Regions from separate parts of the Homo sapiens genome. Here region 2 is linked to region 1. A link is a loop called in an ENCODE intact Hi-C map of the cell type or tissue named here. Cell type or tissue: body of pancreas. All regions are shown on one strand. Links, peaks and the distances in the headings refer to the core of each region. The heading gives the core; the rest is flanking DNA. Region 1 overlaps GLIS3 (GLIS family zinc finger 3). Region 2 overlaps GLIS3 (GLIS family zinc finger 3).

Region 1 (9,888 bases), core at 2,299-7,298:
ATGTGTTACATGGCTGGAGCAGGAGGAAGAGAGAGAGGGGGAGGTGCCACACACTTTGAAACATCCAGATCACATGAGAACACTTATCATGAAAACAGCACCAAAGGATGGTGCTAAACCATTTATGAAGGATCCACCCCCCATGATCCAATCACCTTCTACTGGGCCCCACCTCCAAAACTGGTCATTACAGTTGAATGTGAGTTTTGGGTGGGGACACAGATCCAAACCATATCAGAGGGAGGGTTAACTTTATCCCTGTTTGGCAGATGAGAAGACATAGACATGGAGAAATACGGCACAAAAATGTTAAGTAATTTGCGTAAGTCCCCAAATAGCAGATCCCAGGCAAGCTATCTCCAGAGCCCACACTCCAAGACACTGCACAATTCTGAGAAGTCTGGAGGTATAGGTGTTCATTATGTTTCTGGCATTATGAAAAACACTTAGATGGCTGTATTGAGCACAGTGGTTCTTGGTCAGACTTGTTTGCCTGCATGTGTGAGACAGATGTTGCCATTTTCCATTTTCCAGAACATCCTCATAGTTGTACCACAAACATTTACATGTTCCCAAGAAGTTCACCATTAATTTTCATGCTTCAAGGATACCATTTGTGACACCATTTGTGCTTAGATGGGGTTAAAGTTGACCAGTGATCGCTTCTTGGCCTTTTGGCTTTACACTTGAGTGTAAAGTGTAAAGTTGACCAGTGAATTTGGGAGTAGGAGGTGGTATAGTAAGAATGTGGAGATACTAGGGAGATAATTAGCATTTCTTTATTACAAAGCAAGAAAACAATGTGAATGTATGAATCCAGAGTAGAGAGTTACAGAGGCAGCCTTGACCAGTGTAAAATTCTGGCCCAGGAAGATGGATTTATAATTACTACCCCCACTGACTTCATATTCCATTCAGATCTAGTTAGCAATTATGTGGAGAGACATCAAAGGATTGACTTGGAGTTTTTTTGTTTCTGCTTTTTGAAAAATGGTACTGTATATCATCAACAAAGATGACCAGGAGAGTTTCAGTGGAATAACTTGTCAGTATTTAATATTCACTTATAAGTATCTTTTGTTTTCTTTCATTCATTCTAATTTCACTGGATAGACTTTATTATGTAATGTGCATTAGACCCTAGGTTAGGTGCTAAGGAAGTAGAGATGCTTCAAACAAGAGCTTTGTCTTTAAACAGCAGTGAAGTATAAAAGTGAGAAGATGGCAGGCATGTAAAGAGTTTAGTTCCCTGAAGCACTATAGGTGCTGAGGCACATGTGTGATGGGAGATGTGGACAAATGAAAGAAGCAGTGGTCAGATCTGCCTAACAGGTAGTGGAGGAGGAGGTCATATAGGAGGTGACCCTTGCATTGAGACCTTAAAGATGCAGAGGTGCTCACTAGGTGGATAAGTTAGGGTAAGGGCATTCCAGGCAAAGAGAAGAGCATGAACAAGATAAGGGTTAAAATAAATGTTTCAGTGATCACATTAGTTTGTATTGGCTCTAAGGTGTGCATGTTTTTACATTACAACATCTCTGAAATCTGGACATCATGCACTAGTTGGACTGGCAGTTCATGTTCTTACTGGTACGTAAAATAATGGTACACCTTACAATATGTGCCATTTTAGTTTTATGAAATAATCTATTGGTATGTTTTGCCATCAAGTAGTATTCCTTGGATGCTGTTCCAGCTGCTATATCTTTGTTTTAGAGGTAGATAGATATTAATACCTTTTTTCTGAAAAGGAAATAGGCATGGAATGACTGAGTTCCTTAGATAAATATATGACATTAAATTTGACAGAATACTTGATAATTGATGTTGCTTTTAATAATAGTGGCTAGTAGCAATGGGACCTGGGGAAAGAATTCATATAGAGAATTCATTCATTCAGTCTTATATACTGGACTAGGCTATGAACCATCACATTGCCTTTTTTTCAAGGTAAAAAGGGAATATGAAAAGCTAATGCATGTAGCTTATTGAGATTTTTAAAGATATTGAATTTATGATGCAGTTACATAAAAGTGTACCTACTATTCTTGGTGTCAAGATGAAGCCCGGATAATACAGTGCTTTATGAGTTACGAAAACAGAATATCTATAACTGATCTTTTAAGGCACAAGAAGATGGATCAGATATAAACTGCAATGGGAGGGGTCAAGGAGAGGTTCTGGTTTATGTATCTGGGAAAGAAAATCAGAGAAATTTCTTTTGGAGCAAATGATCTTGGAAAGTGTACAAGGAAGAAACTAGGCATATCAGAGCCTAAATTTAAGCACACAGGTGTCATAAAAATACATTCTCGTAGAATCAGTTTCTGTTCTCCCTTTAAATCCCTGTGTGATTTTGTGCAGGTCAATTACCACTTGGATTTTAGTGTCCCATAAGTCTGCACTAGACCAGGATTCCTGGCAGCTAATGATGCTGTGACTCCCCCAGCATTTTTGAGATAGGGCTGCACTGATGGAAACAGTGACTGCTCCAATGTCTTGTTTGTTCTATTGTTTTGGGGGGCTCTTGGGAAGAATGTTACAAAAGATGACAAAGGCACTTTTGGGCTATTGATTTAATTTTGGGGAAAACAAAATAGGAAATTATGACCCCTACAGCTAAGAAAAGTGACAGTGACACTTTTCTTCCTACTTCGATCCCAAATATATCAATGAAAAAGATGGGAAATTTGCAATGTAAAGCTTAATTTGTTAAAGATTGAGATCGTATATATTTTTGTTTGCTAGAAATGGGAACAGAGTGTATAGTTACTGAGACTTGACCAGGTAGTTGACAAAAAAAGTTTGAAAAAGTGCATCCATGTAAAAAGAATGTCTAGAATGATTCAGCTCATTATGATTTTTTTATAAATGAGTCATGGCAGTGTTTGCCTTTCTCAAACTCTTTGCTTTTCACTTTTCCATAACGACACAGATTCTTGTGGGTTCCTTTTTTTCTTTCCCCTTTGGGTATGTACCAGCTTTTACTACACTGAAAGATTGTTACTAATGAAAATGAAAAATCTATGTCCAATTTGGTTACCATGCTGTTTTTCAAATGAGCATTTTGTTTACAACTCTCTCATCCTGATATTTTAAAAAATTGAGTAGATGTCCAATGACAATGTGTTGAGATGAGGAGAAAAAAAATCAAGAGTAGAGAGACACAGCCAGACTACATCCTTGTGAAGGGACTTTTTGGAAGTACAGATTTGGAATGAAGTAAACCAGTTAAACAGGTTTTTTCCAGTAGTGTCAACTTTCCTTGCTGGGTGATTCAAGATATTAGCTATTCTAGGAAAAAACTTGGTTTGATACAGGCAATCCCATCTACTTACCACCTTAACCCTTTAGGTAAGGATATTATAAAATATGATTTTTAATATAACTGGACACTTCTACATAGAAGGAGTAAAATTTAAGCACATTTTGTATGAGTGCTGATTATGGAAAGGTTTCTATTATAGCGTTATGGCTTTGTCATTGGAATTGGAGAAAGCCTTTTGCTATCACCAATACTAAAAAAAAAAATGATCTGAGGACTGTCTCTAAAGATGGGTCCTGATATAAGCGTGCACATGTCTGTATTTACTGATTTCTGATGTAAGGGACATGAAAGCTAACCTGATTCATTTGTTTTTAGGGGCTCTTGGCTTTGGGCCTCAGTGCAAGTCCATTGGAAAAGGCAGCTGCAACAATCTAGTGGTCACCAGCAGTCCCATGATGGTTCAGCGACTGGGACTCATTTCACCTCCAGCAAGCCAGGTCTCTACAGCATGCAACCAGATCAGTCCTAGCTTACAGAGGGCAATGAATGCAGCCAACCTGAATATACCTCCTTCAGATACCAGGTCTCAAGTTAACTTTTTTTTCCCCTTTCTTTATGGTATAAACACACCCCACAAGTGTTTTCCGTTCTCTTTCTGAATACACACACACACACACACACACTCATACACTTACACACTCAAGCAACTCTCTCAATTTGAGGTTTGTAGGGGAATATGTCTAAAACTAAGTATGTGCCATCTTATCATCTTAATTGGGAGGAATGCTTTAATACCTACTGTCTTGTGGTGTGAGTGACATGAATACCTAATTTGAGATTGTGGGGCCTCAGTGACTGAAACACGGTGTGTAAATTTGTCAATTTCTGGTGAAGCAATCATATCATGGCCTAGCAAATTTGCATGGTCCATGTACACCTATCTTACCTGCCAGGTTTTCTATGAATATGATGCAGAGTTTCCAGGCAGCTCAACAATCTGTCTTGTCCATCTGTGCATCCATCCAGCTACCCATCTACTTAAATATTTGTTAAGTTCCTACTGTCTGCATAATATAATAGTTGAAGTTTAGGGGCCTAGTAGAGAGAGTAAAGATAGAAAGCATAAATTTTAAGACTTTATGATGTGTCTGGAAAGGCATACTTTTGTGTTTGAGTTACATAACATTTCAACACAATGTCGATTAGGTTCCATAGTAAGTAGGTACTATAAATGCCATGTGTCTATCTCCAAGGGAGGGAATTGAATAGAAAAGGGAAATCACCCCCTCAGACAAAGCTTTATCTCTCTCAAGGTTGATATTAGGTGGGAGGGGGCATAAAGCCAAAATACTGTACAGTGTTTAAGGTCTGTGTCTATGTTTGAAATAAATTATTTTATCTTCTAGAAGTTATTTTCTTGGAAAAACACAATCCACAGTTTCTGCCTTAGTCCTAGTTCTGCCATAACTATGGTCTTGCAAAGGAATTTTACTCTCTAAGCCCCTGCTTCCTCTTCTTTAGGATCTGTAACCTGCTATGTGCCTTGCAGTTCTGAGGTCTTGTGTCTTCTTCCTTTCCTTCCTCCTAATCCTGTTCTCCCCTCTTGTATCTCTGTGCTGTCCCTCCTAGTCACTATTTGAGACTCTGAAATCATAGTTCCTGAATCATTTATTTATGCCAATTTTTTCATGAGATAGAAACTTGTTTTTCACCTGAGACTTTTTGTGATGGGAAGCTGCTGTCATTTTCCCATTGATGATTATGCCTTAAGGGACTTCTCAGACTTGCTGAGTGCTGCATGTAAAATGAACTGTGCTCATGGGGTGGGTGTCATTGGGAAGCCTTCAGCTTCCTTTCTGTGGCAAGTCCAGCCCATGCCTTGAAGGCAGAAGTATAATTAACGGTGAAACTGACAGTAGTCAGGGCACAGACTGCTTAAGCCATGTATCTTATGCAGTCCCTTTTATGGGTCGGCCAGAGAGGGGTCATTATCTCATTGTTTTCTGGCATATTTGATTCCTTAGCATAATTTTATAACCTTAAAAGACAACACCTTAACGATTCACTGACAAGTGTTTTTGACTATGTATTTATTATTTGAGTCCTTCTATGGAATTTTTTTTTTCAGGATGAGCAAAGAAACAGGAATTGGGAATTGCTTGGTGAAATATGGAACTTACTTTTAGCAATTTGGAAAGGTTGCATTTATTTGTGAGCCTTGGTTTGTGTATTTCATCAATGGAGAGAAAGAATAAGGGGCAACAGTTCAATAAGAGGCAAAGTTCAACATTTTACTGGAGATAAAGAGAAGATGGAGAGAGAATCAGCTTAGCGTTTTATACATTGGGGGCATGCTGGGAGTGGATGGAAGTGGAAAAGGGGGCATGAACTGTCCAGTTTGAGAGATGCTGCCCTATGAAAAGCTGCAAAATGTATTGTTTTTCCTGAAGATGTAATTCTTATTCACTGTAGAAAATGTGGAAAACATGGAAAAGTACCAAGCACTAAATGACAGTCATCCTGAATTCTGTCCCCAGAGACGACCATGGGTGGAATTTTGATATACATCCTTCCAGTTATAGTCAAACATATACAATAAACATAGGCTTTCCTTTCCACTAAATTGATCTAGTAATCTACATAGTTTTTAATTACTTTTTTCCAGTTAATATATTATAAGCTTTTATAATAAAAGCCTCTTTCAACATCATATAATGGCTTCTTCCTGTCCAGGATTCCACTTTATAAAGAAAGTGTATAAATAAAATTATAATTTTAAAAATTAGTCTTTTGTTAGTTGGCACTTAGTTGTTTCCCATTCTTTAAAAATTATAAATAATGCTTTATTGGATCAGCTCTGTACATCTTTTGTTGCACAATTCTGATTATTAGAATAAATTCTTAAAAGTAAAATTTGTTGTGTTAAAAGAGTTTTGAGGCTTTTTATACATATTCTCAAACTGTACTGCAGGAACTCACTAGCAATTTATAAACTAACCAGCAGTCCAAGAGAGTGCCTGTTTTCTAATACACCATTCATTACTAGGTATTATTATTTTTAGAACTTTTACTAGTTTAGAAACTTTGCCAGTTTGATCTGTAAAATGTTATTTTATCTTAATTTGCATTCTTAATTATTGACAATATTAAAGTTTTCATAAATAAATCTATGAAGTTTCATAGATTTATTGGCTGTTTGTATTTTTTCTTTTGACCTCCTTTGGGTATGTTTTTTGGGTGTGCTCATCTTGGGGAAAAGCTCTTTTTCCTTAGCTTTGTTGGATTCTATTTAATCCAATAATAAGAATCCTGCCTTAAGGCTATATATTTGCCTAGATTAATTTCCCAACCATTTCTGATTACCTGTGCTTAATGATAAATGCAAACTATACCTTACCGTCTTGAAGATCCAGGAGTCATTCTCGATTTAGGCCTTGCCAAAACTCGAATACAGAGGCCATTGTATATATTTCCCCTAAAATGACAAGGCTGAGGTGCTGATACAGTAACATCATACAGCAGTTTCATAGAGCAGTCTAACAAACATTGAGTAGTAGAAGAAACATTCTACTCAGATGCCACCTGCATGGCTTTGGTAGCATACTTAGCTTTTCTAGTGTTTTCACATGCATTGTAATCCTGCATTTTATGATTGAATTTTCATAAACTACCTGCAAATATTTCTGTTTAAGACCCGATGGAACCAGGACACAGAAAGTCCAAGTGCTTAGCTTGTCAGTGACAAAGTTCAGCCATCACCGAATGTCATTCCAGATCCAAAAAGGCACTGTATTTAGATTTTTATTTCCTAAATCAGAAATTCTTGGTGATGGTTTCCTTTGAGAGTATATCCACAAAGGTCAGAGAAGGCTAAGGGGGTTGAGGATGCACTCCAGGCTCTCTGTAAATTGTAACAGTTTATAAAGCCATCCTGTCTTTAGATACAGTACTAATTCTTTTAGGGGATTTGCTGAGGCACATAGACACGAATTTCCAGATAGACTAGGACTGGCCGTCTTTTTCATGATCTACATATATAGGGAATATATTTTTTCTTTTGAGGAATTCTCCATGTGATGTATTAGAACTTCTTTTGAGCTTGACATTGAAGCAAACATCTAACATGGTCATCATGCCTCTCATGCTCTTATGGCCCCATACAAGTTACTGAGTTCTTGGTTAACCAGCCACCCTAATCATTTTTGCTGATGGTTTCTGAGTTTTCCTATTAGTTTTATTTTGTTCAAGATATATCTCCTTTCCTTTTACATATAGTTCCAAATTAACCAATCACCAGAAGTAATATCAGTAGGATCAGATGAGCATATGGAAATGGAGATTGCTCTCAAATAATGATACAGCTGTCACTTTCTTTGCTGTGGGCCTCGTGTGGGTAGCAGCAGGAGTTAGAGGCCAGAATCCTTTGGAACCATTCACATTCATTCAACATATTATTGCAGGAAGAACAGAAAATTTGGGTGCCCATCGTAGCTTGTGTGACTTTAAGCCTGTTATACCAGGTCTTTCAATTAAGCAGAGCATTGTGGGTGACATGTGGGATACAATGTAAAGAAAACAATAGAGAATGTGTATGATCCAGTAGGTCACTGCCTATCAAGCACAGCTTCACTTGTATTTCTCTAAGAACTTTGGGGTGTGTGTGTGTGTGTGTGTGTGTGTGTGTGTGTGTGTGTGTCACTGGGAGAAATTTCCCAAACCCTGTTTTATTCTTTGTAAAATAGAAGTTATTTTTAAAATCCAGTTTACTTAACTGACAGGTTGTATCAAATGAGATCATATATAGGGAAAATGCTTTGTGAGTGCCATAAATAATGTTCTGTTGTCACTATATTGATTACTTATTTACTTTCCTAATCAACAGTTTTTTGAGTACTTAGTATGTATCTTACATTCTGGCAGGCACTGGGAAGATAAAAATGATCCCTTCTGTTAAAAGACTTTGAAATTTATTGAAGAATATAACACCCACAGATGCCTGAAGTTAACTACATTTAAGACACATTGCAGACAGTATATAACTTCTTTGGGAAGAGAACTTCCACTGGGAGCTAGTGTACTGGGGAGAGATGTCATGGATTAGAGCTTTGAAAGATTAAAAGATCTGAGTAATCACACAGGAGGAAGACTGGCTGCTAGGCAAAGGCCATTTGGGGAAGTTTTGTTCTCATTAGGTGTTTGAGATAGAAGAGAGTTCTCTGTTCATATTAATACTTTAATGAATAGAATATAGAATTTGCTTTCTGAAAAATATATAATTGTCTTAGAAAACTCAGATGCCCAAAAAGTTATATAATGTGCCTGCATGGCTTTATGTGCAGATTTTGATTGAGCCATATTTAAGTATAATTTGAGAGAAATAAGAATCATCTCTCAACAGTGGAGCAAATGAACGTTTCACTATAGGCTGCCCTGAAACCAAATAATACAATTTTATAAGCAAAGTATATATAGGTGGATAACATACTTCTGTCTGTTAGTCATGACTTAACAATCTAATATGCTCCAGTATGACAGTGACAGGCAATTGTAGCACCTGAGAATGTGCATCCATTCAGGCATGTAGCTCTGCCAAAGCTCTGGTTCTTTATGTTCTATGAACCTTCTCAACCTGCGGGTGTAAAGCAGTCAGTTGTCTCTGTCTCATATACGATAGGACTACTAATTTAGTTTGGGTCCGAAAGCAATTCCTCGATCTTGCTGGGGAAGAGACCAAAAGGCCCTTGACATCCAATCACCAGGAGCCTTCAGCTGAGCTCTGCAGGAAGAGCCACATGCTGCAAGTGTGCTGGGAAAATAATTGAAAAGTGTCCGTGGGGAATTAAAAACTAGATGGTTCCAGAACCACTGTGGAGGTTGCAAAAAGACTACAACCCGAATTTAAGGATGTGGACCAAGAGGAAAATCTATGTCAAGGGCAACTGGATGTAAATTCCTGCTGTGTTTGTCTTTGGTAAACATTACTTCACTCGATGGTAACATCTCGTTGATGATGGTGTTATCACCTTGTACTGTGCATTTTGGAGCTGAGATGTTTTTCTTGCTAATATCATATGCTTGTATGAAATGGTGTTTGTGGCCTCCATTTTGTGAAACAGAGTAAGATGAACAGGTGGGATGAAAATGCTTCTTTTACCTCAGTTCCTTTGAGACAGGTTGATGTTTAACAGCTGGAAACAATGTGTTCATTTTGAGAAGACACGTTTTATATAACGTTTTGTTGTGATTAATTTTTTGTCAGTAAAAAAGACTTCAGTAGAAAGTCAATGCAGGTACATATAATAAGCCAGGTTCTTCTGATACACACCATGTCTGAGTCAAGAAATACAGCGTGTTATGTCTTGCCTCTGTGGCAAATTTTCCTTCCAAGGGACGTATCTTTTCTTCTCAATTATTTTCACACTTAAAGTTAGCCAAAAGATCAAGAAGTGATTTTTATTTTCAAGGCAACAATGTCACAGTAAAGCAAAATGAATTTTAAAGTGACCAGAGCTACATTATGAACCATTTTGATATGCAGATAATATATTGTGAGACATAGGGTGTGTTTGTAAAGGGTAAGAAGAATAGGAGAGGAATTGTTGCAAAAGTCAATTACAGAA
Region 2 (9,888 bases), core at 2,016-7,015, 80 kb after region 1:
CCCTGCAGAAGTAGTCCAGATGGCCAGGCCAGTAGCAGGGGGATCTTAGGTATCAAGGCAGAGGTTATTTACCAACCAGTATGGTTGTATTTGAGTATTTTGACAAGCAGTACACTGGCTGAAGCTCTGGAAATCTCTCTGTATCCTAGACTTCTGGAGTAGTTCCTATCCAGGTGCAGCTGTTGTTGTTATTAGATGTGTGTTTTCTTTCTTGCATTGTGTGTTTGTGTGATAGTTTGCTCAGACATCATTGGTGTGTGTCTGAACTGCTATTTGGTTAGAACCTCACCATTTGTTCTTAGCCCTCTCTGTATGTCCATGGTGTTCAGTCCAGATTGAGGTCTGCTGACTTGGTTGGATCCCCAAATAATTTCCTGTCCTGCCACGTGTTGGTGACTATTTCAAAGTGAAAGCATGCAGTAGGGTCACTGGCATTCCAGAGATGGTTGTTAGGAGGTCTACATTGCCTGTTTCTAGAAAAGCGCTCAAATGTTGGAAGTAACTAAGTTGTTGGTCAGATATTTGTGCAGGAATCCTAACAGGTGCATAGGCTAGGCCTAGTCACCTGATGGGTGGCTGGAAAGACAGCCCTTGAGAGGGGTGAAATTACTGAGAAAATTTGCTTCATCTGAGCCCCACAGAGAGGACTTCAGTGCTGGAAGAGATGCTGCCACCTATTGATCATGGTCTTAAAAGATGCTTTTGTGCTCTCTTTGAAGAGATGCTTCTGTCTTCATTAGGTCATTGGCTTCAGAGCAATTTGACGCAATTTAAAAATAAGCACACAGTTGAATACCATAATGTGGTTAAGCCAGCTGTTTCTGACCGTGCTAGCTACTTTTTTTTTCTATTTATGAGAATGGCTTATATTATGCACATACTGAGCCATGGCATGGCTATATGATAGCCCCATATAATATCAGCATTTAAGGTGGACTGTTTAAAAAGATCCACAGGGTAATAAGTTTCCAGCAGGATCCCTTACAGTGTGTGAACCATCTAACAGCTTTTTGCCCTTCCATCTTCTGCTAAACATGTTTTCTTGATCCTCACACATATCATTCTGAATTTAAAAATACCATTTACTTTCCTTGGTTTCATTTAAATGTTGCATTATGTTTAACTATAGCCAGCCCTACATAATAAAATTTTCTAAAAGGTCATTACCCCTCACTCTTCTTCAGGGGTCGGATAAATTCAGTGTGAACACACAGAACTGCAGTAAATGGGGGCAAAATGCCAGTTTTATTTAGGGCTCTCCAATCATGGGTTCAATTGGAGAACACAGTGAGGCCCCTTTCCCCACTGCCTAAGCCCTGAGTCTTGCCCACACTTCTTACCCAGAGATTGTTGGAAAAGTAAGAACCAGAGAACAAAGACCTCCTTAGGCCTACCAGCTGGTGAAGTAGATTTCTGCTGTCCCAACAGAGTTCATCTCACAAAAGTTTACTGGCCTTGCCTACACTAATTGCAATTATTTTCCTATGTAACCGAAAAAGCAGACAGAGAGGTCAGGAATGTTGGCTTTGGAGCCATAACACCCAGGTTCATGTCTTTCCCAGAACATTCCTGAATCAACTAGGGTTCCCTTTTCTGTGCTGGCATGGGGTAGCACACTGAGCCGACTCCCACCTCTTTTCATACTGACATCGTTATATTACAGTTTTTTCTTTCCCTAGATTGTGAGCTTCTTCAGGTCAGGAACCATGTGTAAGTCACTTATGCATCTCTAGCTCCCAGCATAATAGGTACTTTATTATTTGTGAAGCTAAAATGCAAAGTAAGTGAACCAGAAAGGGTAGGTCACAAGGTGTGGATTTAAGTTTGTTTGTAATTCAGAGCAGTAACAGGTTTTTGAAATTAGTGAAATGAACAGAATTAGAATATGGGTCTAAAAAAGTAATATAAAAATAAAGATTCTTAAGATTTAAAAGGACCTTAAAAGATTACCCAATTGTATTAGTCCGTTTTCACACTACTATCAAGATACTACCTGAGACTGGGTAATTTATAAAGGAAAGAGGTTTAATTGACTCACGTTCTGCATGACTGGGGTGGCCTCAGGAAACTTACAATCATGACAGAAGGGAAAGTAGTCACGTCTTAGCTGGTGGCAGGCGAGAGACAGAGCGAAGGGGGAAGAGCCCCTTGTGAAACCATCAGCTCTCATGAGAACTCACTCACTAACACAAGAACAGCATGGGGGAAACAGCCCCCATGATCCAGTCACCTTCCAGCAGGTTTCTCCCTCAACTCATGGGGATTACAGTTCCAGGTGATATTTTGGTGGGGACATAGAGCCAAACAATATCACCAACTCAGCAACCCATTTTGAAGTCTACACTCCGACAACTTTCCCATTAGTGTTTGTTGAGACTTTGAGCATCTGCCAGGGCTTAAACTGTTTTCACATTGAGGTAAAATATCCTTTACAGCTTTCATCCCTAATTGTGTCCTCTGGCAATACCTAGATGAAGTATTGCCTCTCTTCAGTTTTCATTTATTTGAAGAAGAATTGCCATGTCTCTCAACCCATACTTGCCAAGTAAACATGCCTAGTTCATTCAGCCATTCTTCATATAATACAATTTAGAGTTCCTGCATTATCCTGGTAGAGGAACTCTAAATATATTCCAGTGAATGTACTTCCCTCAAAAAATGCAACGCTAGAAGTGAAGATAATACTTCAAGTATGGCACAGAGTAGAAAAGATTTATTACCTACCTAATTCTAAAAATCACATGCACATTAAGTACAACTTATCGTATTAGCTTCATTGATTGCTGGCCCCACCTTTGACCCATGTTCAGTTTTCTGTTGATGAACACAGAGCATTTCTGTGTGCTGCTGCTTAAGTCATGTATCTCTCAGCCCCTCCTTATAGGGTTGTTTATTTGGGCCCCAAAGTGTTATATCCTGCTAGATCTAACCCACCTCTCATGCCTGCCAACCCTCTCTTTGGATCCATACTGTACCATTCAGGGTCTTTACTGTTTTTCTCAGCACTGTGCCTGTGAAGATTTGGTAGGGTTGCCTTTACTGTCTTCACATAGGTGCATGATGAAAATGTTCAACTGGGCAGGTCAAGAATAGAGCCCTGTGGTAAGCTACTAGAATCCTCTCTTAAGGTGAGTATCAACTTTGAAAACAGTTTATAACAAGTTTTACACCCCCCTCTATAATTTATAAGACTGCCATAAGAGACCTTATAAAATACATTGTTGAAGTCCATATTTTGGTACAGCAATATAAATGAAGGGAAAAATGAGCTTAGGCTGATGTGGCCAATTCTGAGTGAAATTAAAATTTGCTGCCTCCTGGCAGTTGCACTTTTTGTTCTGTCTTGTCATGAGCAGCCTAATAAACCATTTATGATTTCCCCCCCGATCTCCCAAGGTGACCGACCTCTATATAATTTTTAGAATCTTTCTTCTTCAGTTTAAAAGTATGAATGACATTTGCCAGTCCTCCAACTTTTGGCACATCTTTCATTTTCCAAGAGTACTCAAAGATATCTGACGGGGCGGAACATTAGTGATCTCTGTTGCAAGGACTCATAATATCTAGAGCTGTGATTGCGAGACTGTGTTTAATTTCACCTTCAGCCTCTTGTCTGATTCTTTCCAGGCATCTGCTGTTGGGGCCAGGACTTCTTCTTTTTCCAAGTTGTTACATTGCATGTACAAAAGAAAAGTTCAGCTGGGTGGGGTGGCTCACATCTGTAATGTCAGCACTTTGGGAGGCTGAGGTGGGAGGATCACGAGGTCAGGAGTTCGAGACCAGCCTGGCCAACATGGTGAAACCCATCTCTACCTTAAAAAAAAAAAAAAATTAGCCAGGTGTGGTGGTGTGTGCCTCTAATCCCAGCTACTCGGGAGGCTGAGGAAGGAGAATTGCTTGAACCTGGGAGGTGGAGGATGCAGTGAGCCGAGATCGCACCACTGCACTCCAGCCTGGGTGATAGAGCGAGATTCCGGCTCAAAAAAAATTTTTTCATTTTTATAGCAAAAAGTTCAGAACACTTCATCTTCCTGCAGCTTTTTAGTTACGTGAAATCCACAAGGTCCAGTGTGTACATCAGTTTCCTTCATTTGCAAGGGGACCGTCTTCAAGTAATAGGGCTTACGATAAGGATGCAATATCAATATGGCCAAAATGGCAACTTGGAAACACAAAATTGAATCAGTAAATGTCAGGACTTGGAATTCAAAGATCTAAGGCAACTCTAGGTGCTAGGTTGTCTGGCCACTGCTGTTGGCTGCAGTTGAGTGACTTCCACCCTAGTCCTATGCTAAAAACAGACTCTGCTCTGTTCTCTGCCTTGTTTTTTATGCCTGCACTACCAAACAGCTTTCTGAGTCCTCCCTTCCTCGGAATTTACATCTGCCCTTGCTTTTGGCTTAATCAAAAGTTTTTCCTCACCCACTGCATTCTGTAGTCTGTTTCTTACTCATTCTATTATCCTGGGGGACTTTCAAGATGGTGTCTGGAAAAATTTAGGAATGGATCTGCCCAAAGATAAAAAGAAAGTGAAGAGTCTGTGTTAGTCCCAGGTTTTTGCTTTTCTTTTCAAAGAAATATGAGAAAGCATGCTAGTGTCTCTAACTCTGTGACAGTACTGTGAGCAGTCACCCTCAGTCATGCCCATGACCTCTTTCTGAGGTAGTGGTTCACCTTGTAGACCACCAGGTCTACTGTACCCAACCCAGACTGCAATGTGCACCTGACCCAAAGACAGTCACTCCATGTGCTGGCCAGCAAAAAGCTCTTTCCCACATAGGATAAGATGGACCCATTGGATTCCTTCTCTGTGAATAATTTTCACTGAAAAATAGGAATAGGACCAGGCGTGGAGTAGCAGGAACAGAAAATTAAAGAGAAATGAGAGACTATGAGAGACCAGAGAGAGACTATGTGTTAATTTTCCTAAGGGAAAGGAACAATCAGGAAAACAAATGTTGACGTGCTAAGGGGCGTTGGGAGATTACTTAATATCTCCTACAGTCTTCGTACAGATCTGTATAATCATATGCATAAATGCTTTATGTCTATTTAGTCGAACTTGGCACTAGGGGATGGAGAGTGTCTGGTTTCACAGGTAGAGTTAAGAGCCACACACTGTTCCGAAGACTTTGATCTTTCTTTTGTTGTAAGAACTTCATTCTCCTGTTGAACAGACTCCCTCCCCATGTCCTTTCTGATGGGCATCCTCAGAAGGTTGCTCAGCTTCTCTGGGACACTGAAGGTGTCTGCCAGTTTTCTCTTCTGTGCCGGACCCTATTGGTGATGTTTGCCTGCTCTGCCCTCTTGGCCCTTACCTGTGCTCTTGACAAGGCCCATCATATTGCCTTCCATTGTTGGTGACAACAGCCGGCTGTGGGTGCTGGCCAGTGCTGCAGGTGTCAGGTTCTGCTGCTCTTGCAGCTGATATATCTGGGAGCCCCCAACCCAAGACTTGCATTGTGTTCTCCAGAACTACAAGTGAACTCTGAAGCTGCATCCTGTTCTTGTCTTCATAGGAAATAATTACTCTTCTCTCTTTTGTGTTACTCAGTCACATTATTCTAAAGAGGTACTGGGTCAGTTCCCAGTAGCTCAAAGATGGTGTGAAAACAGATCTTTCTGTTAGTTTTTCAGGCTTATTCACATGTCCATGGCTGTTGGGACTTGTAGAGAAGAAGGTTTTCCTGGGAGCAAACTCAGCAGTAGAATAGTGTGCTCAAAACCACCTCCCCAGCCCTCCAATAACTGAGTCATTGAGACAAAACTCATGGTGCTGACCTTCTCCTTCTTTAGGATATGATTTAAAGGCCCCTTCCCAGCCCTTCCTACAGACTGACTGATGGAGCCTTCAGCCTGCCAGTCACCCCAAACCAGCCGTACCTGATTATCTCCTGGGAATCCTACCACAGCTCAATCAGAACTGCTCCCCACCCTCACCCCACCTGCCTTAATTCTTAGAAAATACATAAAAAACTCAGTGTACCTCACCCTGATCTCCCACCTCAAAACTAAGAAAACTGGATTTCTTGCTCAACACTCTACACTTCATACTTGAAAAAAAAATTAATTCTGACAGAACCACCTCTGGCCCCTTGCCAAAGACGTAAAGTCTCACTGAAAGTGATTGGGAGGAAAGGAACAAATGGATGCTTAAAGGGATTAAAATGCAGGAGTTAAATTGGGACCTTGAGTGGGGCTGTGGGAAGGGGAGGGGCTGGGAAGCTGTGAATGCAGAGAACCACAGCTGAGAGCATTGTGGCTCCGGGGGAGAAAAACCATTTTGGGTTCTTAGTAGAAGAATAGCCATTTCTTTTGATATTTCCAAGATTGCCACTCTTGGGGTTTGCGCTCTTTTTCACTGTACCTTTTTTTTTTTTTTTCTTTTCAAGCAAGCTCTAATGACTTGGCGTCCTGGCACATAGCTGCATTCTGCTCATAATAATGTGTACTTTCAAGTTTTTACTCAAACTCAATATAATTTCCTTTAGAAAAATGTTTTTGAGAAACACAGTATTAAATCAAGAAAGCCCTTGCTGCTTTTATTGTCACTAAAATCATATATTGTTTTCCAAAGAATACTGCCATTTGTTTATATTTCCCTACAGTTTTTGTTTTTGGGAGTTTTGTTTTGTTATAGTGGCAGCTGAAGTGATTTTGAGTGTTTGCAGCATGATGTTAATTAACCAAATGTTTCAACCTGGAACTTTGAACACCTGGGCTTACATAAATTGCTCAGAATCAGTGTGGAAATCTTCGGAACAGTGGATGTAGAAGATTTGGGGTAAAACAGGCACTAGATGGTGAGGGGTTTTATGCTCTACTCATTCTTTACGCAAAATAAAAACAGACGAGTAAGTGTTGGCCTCTTTGGAACAGATGATTCCCAGCAGCAGTTGGCATGCTTTATGTACTCATGGGTTAACCGGAAGCAGCTCTCAGAATATCCATTTTAATGAAGATAGCTTAGGTTTAGTCTATGTTTGGCTGACAGTTAACACTGTTCCCATTTCACTTCTCTATTCTGCTGACCCTTGGGCTTGATAATGTTTACATCTTGGATACTTGCAAATGAAGAATCAAGGCTGGCCATGGGAATTACTAGGGTGTCAGAGTGAAATTTTGGTACCCAAATCTCTCCACTCATCCTTCCTTCCTTCAGGAAGCTCCTGACCAAGAGATTGTTGACTAAAGAAAAAAAAAACAAAAACCCAAGCTTTTGAAATGATTAACGTGCGTTCTATTCAGAAATCTTATTGAGGACTGTAGATGAGGCCTGTAGCTTGAGAGTTGCTCTCTTGAGAGGTTCTGTCAGCACAGTTTCAGCTCACTGCGTATATACAGGTGGTGGAGGTTCAGGACATGCAAAATCACATCAAACTTGTCCAGAATTACACTAAAGCAGAGTCATATCAAGGTTTGGGCATAAGAGTACACCTGGATATAGGTTACAGAAGCATAATCACTAAGACTGTCAGATATTGTCTTATGTGCAGAAAAAGGCAAGGACTAGGGTCATTTATCTTTTAAGGAAATAGTGACTCAAGCAAGAGACATGAAGTGGGGTTGGGTGTTCTACCTGGTTTTATCTTCAGAACATCTTTCTGGAGAGCTTCACGTTTTCAGAGAGTCAGGGACTTTGTGACGTTAGATTCCAGAGAACAGAAATAAAACATGCCATCTTACATTTGTTACTTTGTCTCACAGAGCATAGGCAAACAAGAACCATACTGATTAGGAAACGAAGCACCGTTTTATGAACAATTAAGTAGGCACCTGATAACATCACAGAGACACACACACACTAAAAATGGAGCTCTGGTAAGGCAGAATTGAGTCTCAATGGTGGTGCCCATGAAGTTGACCCAAGCTTTTTTCCACCAAGTCTAAGGTGCAAAAACTAAAACAGATTGAGATAGTTGATTTGCCTAAAGCAAGGCTTCTCAAAAGCAGCATTAATGACACTGGGGGCAAGATAGTTCGTTTCAGCAGAGGCTGTTCTGTGCACTGTAGGATGTTTGGCAGTTTCCCTTATCCCTAGTTGGTAGAGGGAAATAGAGGCCGGTAGCAAACTTCCACTCCCACCCCCTTGTTTTAACAACCAAAGATATCTCCAGTCATTGCTAGACATCCCCCGGGGCTTTTAATAAGCTTCCCAGGGATTCCCATGTGCAGTCATATTTGAGAAACAGTGTTTTAAAGAAGTACAGTCACTACTGGACATGGCCAAAATGCCTGCCTTGCAGATGTCCTGTGTAATGAACACCTTCTTGATGGTACTCACTCCACATAACTATCCTTCACTTTCAAAGTTTAGCATGCATTAGAATCACGAGGTGGGACAGGATTAGAATGTTGAGAAAGAAATCTTTCTCCTTCCCTGGGTCTGGAGTGGGTCCTGATGTTTTGTATTTCAAACAAGTTTCCAAGCAGTGCTGATGCTGCTGGACCAGGAGACCACCTTTGAGAACCACTGTTGATGACCTTCACTTCAACTCTTACCTAAAGAACAATGACCCAGTTGACCCAGTTGACAGCACCACTTGAAGACTGTGGTAGAACGATCTACTGAACACCTCATTCCATCACCTCTTTTCATCTTTTTATAGTGTTTTCTCCTTTTCTCCATCTTTTATAACTCACTATCCACTTAGTTCCACTGAAGAAACTCTGTCTTTATCGTCCACATTAATAGTTCTCCAAAGTGCTGGGAGTTCCCGTTCAGATTTTTTCCATTCCTTCTATATCCTTATTGATTGAATATTTTTCTTCACTTGCTTGCATTAAAGATTTTAGGAAAAGACCTAAAATCTGGTTTTGTTGTTCAGATTGTCCTTATTTGTGATATACTATCAGCGGGGATGTCTTCCTTTTCTATCGTAAATGTAGCACGCTGTAATAGTTTGTTATTGAAAGAGACTTTGGGAGTTAATTTAAAAACCTAACAGCCATTTTCAAACAATGAATTAATAATTTTTGACAGAAAACCTTTGTAACTAGGGGACTATATATTCAATGTAGCAGGTTTTTTGTTTTTTGTTTTTTTTACCTTGTGAAGTAAAATGTTTTGTAATTCAGACATATTATTTAAAATGCTTTGAAGTTTGCAAAACCCTTTGAAGACCAAGGCTGTGATTTACATGTCCCCATTTATATTTTTATTAAAATCACCACCCCTCCATAAATAAAGGTATTAATGGGTAAATATTTGGCCAGTTAAGTACCAGGACTGTGTAGGGGGCTTTCCTGCAGATGGGCAGAGGATGTAATTTCATTAAACAGGAGGTCTCAGTTACCCTCTGTTTGGAATCCACTGAAGTAGGACTTCTCTTGGCTCTCCTCTTAAGACTCAAATCTTCCCAAACAGTTTTGGCCTCCACATTTGTGATGCACTGGCCTTGGGCTTGGCATTGACCCATTGGCCTTGTCGATCCTCCAATTTATACTGTGCACTTAAATTCTAAAATGATACTTTTGCTCCATCTGCTTCTAACTTGAGTGCTCTAACTCCTGTAGTACTTGACCATTGTGACATTATACTGTAGTAGTCATTGAAAAACACTCAACATCTCCCAGACATTTCTATGACCCTAACAGAATCTGGACCGATTGTAGAGGAAAACACATAGATCTTAGAAAATACAGTGGGAAAGAGCACTGGCTGGGAGCCAGGCAGGCTCTGGGTCAGGCTTTGGCACTAAATAGTGGTGTTTCCTTGGACGAGTCACTTCTCTTACCTGGCCTGTATTTTTATGGCCTAGAAAATTGAGGGAGTTAGATGAGGTGGTCTGTAAGCTCCTTTTTGAGGCTGCCGTCCTGTGTTTGTGAAGTTTTGTATTTTGTGGGCTGGAGACCCATCAGAGCAGCTTGTTTCCAAGAAGCACAGGC

The links. A loop is a pair of places that touch in the nucleus more often than their neighbours do. Peaks named below come from ENCODE experiments on the same cell type or tissue, not always from the same donor. Only the 100,000 strongest peaks of a DNase experiment are listed, where the experiment ranks them.
Region 2: it touches region 1 in a loop (2.4-fold over the local background); 3 of 110 quality-filtered maps call a loop at or near these places.

Annotation. Positions count from the first base shown.
Region 1 is chr9:4,119,697-4,129,584 of GRCh38, reverse strand. GLIS3 (GLIS family zinc finger 3) reads left to right here. Exons shown (of 11, transcript NM_001042413.2): 3 at 3,644-3,851. Among named protein-coding and RNA genes, the nearest start is that of GLIS3-AS2, 170 kb to the left of the region's middle. In body of pancreas, for the core only: no CTCF peak of the experiment used is centred there; no DNase peak of the experiment used is centred there; H3K27ac peaks cover 1,538 bases.
Region 2 is chr9:4,039,446-4,049,333 of GRCh38, reverse strand. The region is part of intron 4 of GLIS3 (GLIS family zinc finger 3); the gene reads left to right. Among named protein-coding and RNA genes, the nearest start is that of GLIS3-AS1, 150 kb to the right of the region's middle. In body of pancreas, for the core only: no CTCF peak of the experiment used is centred there; no DNase peak of the experiment used is centred there.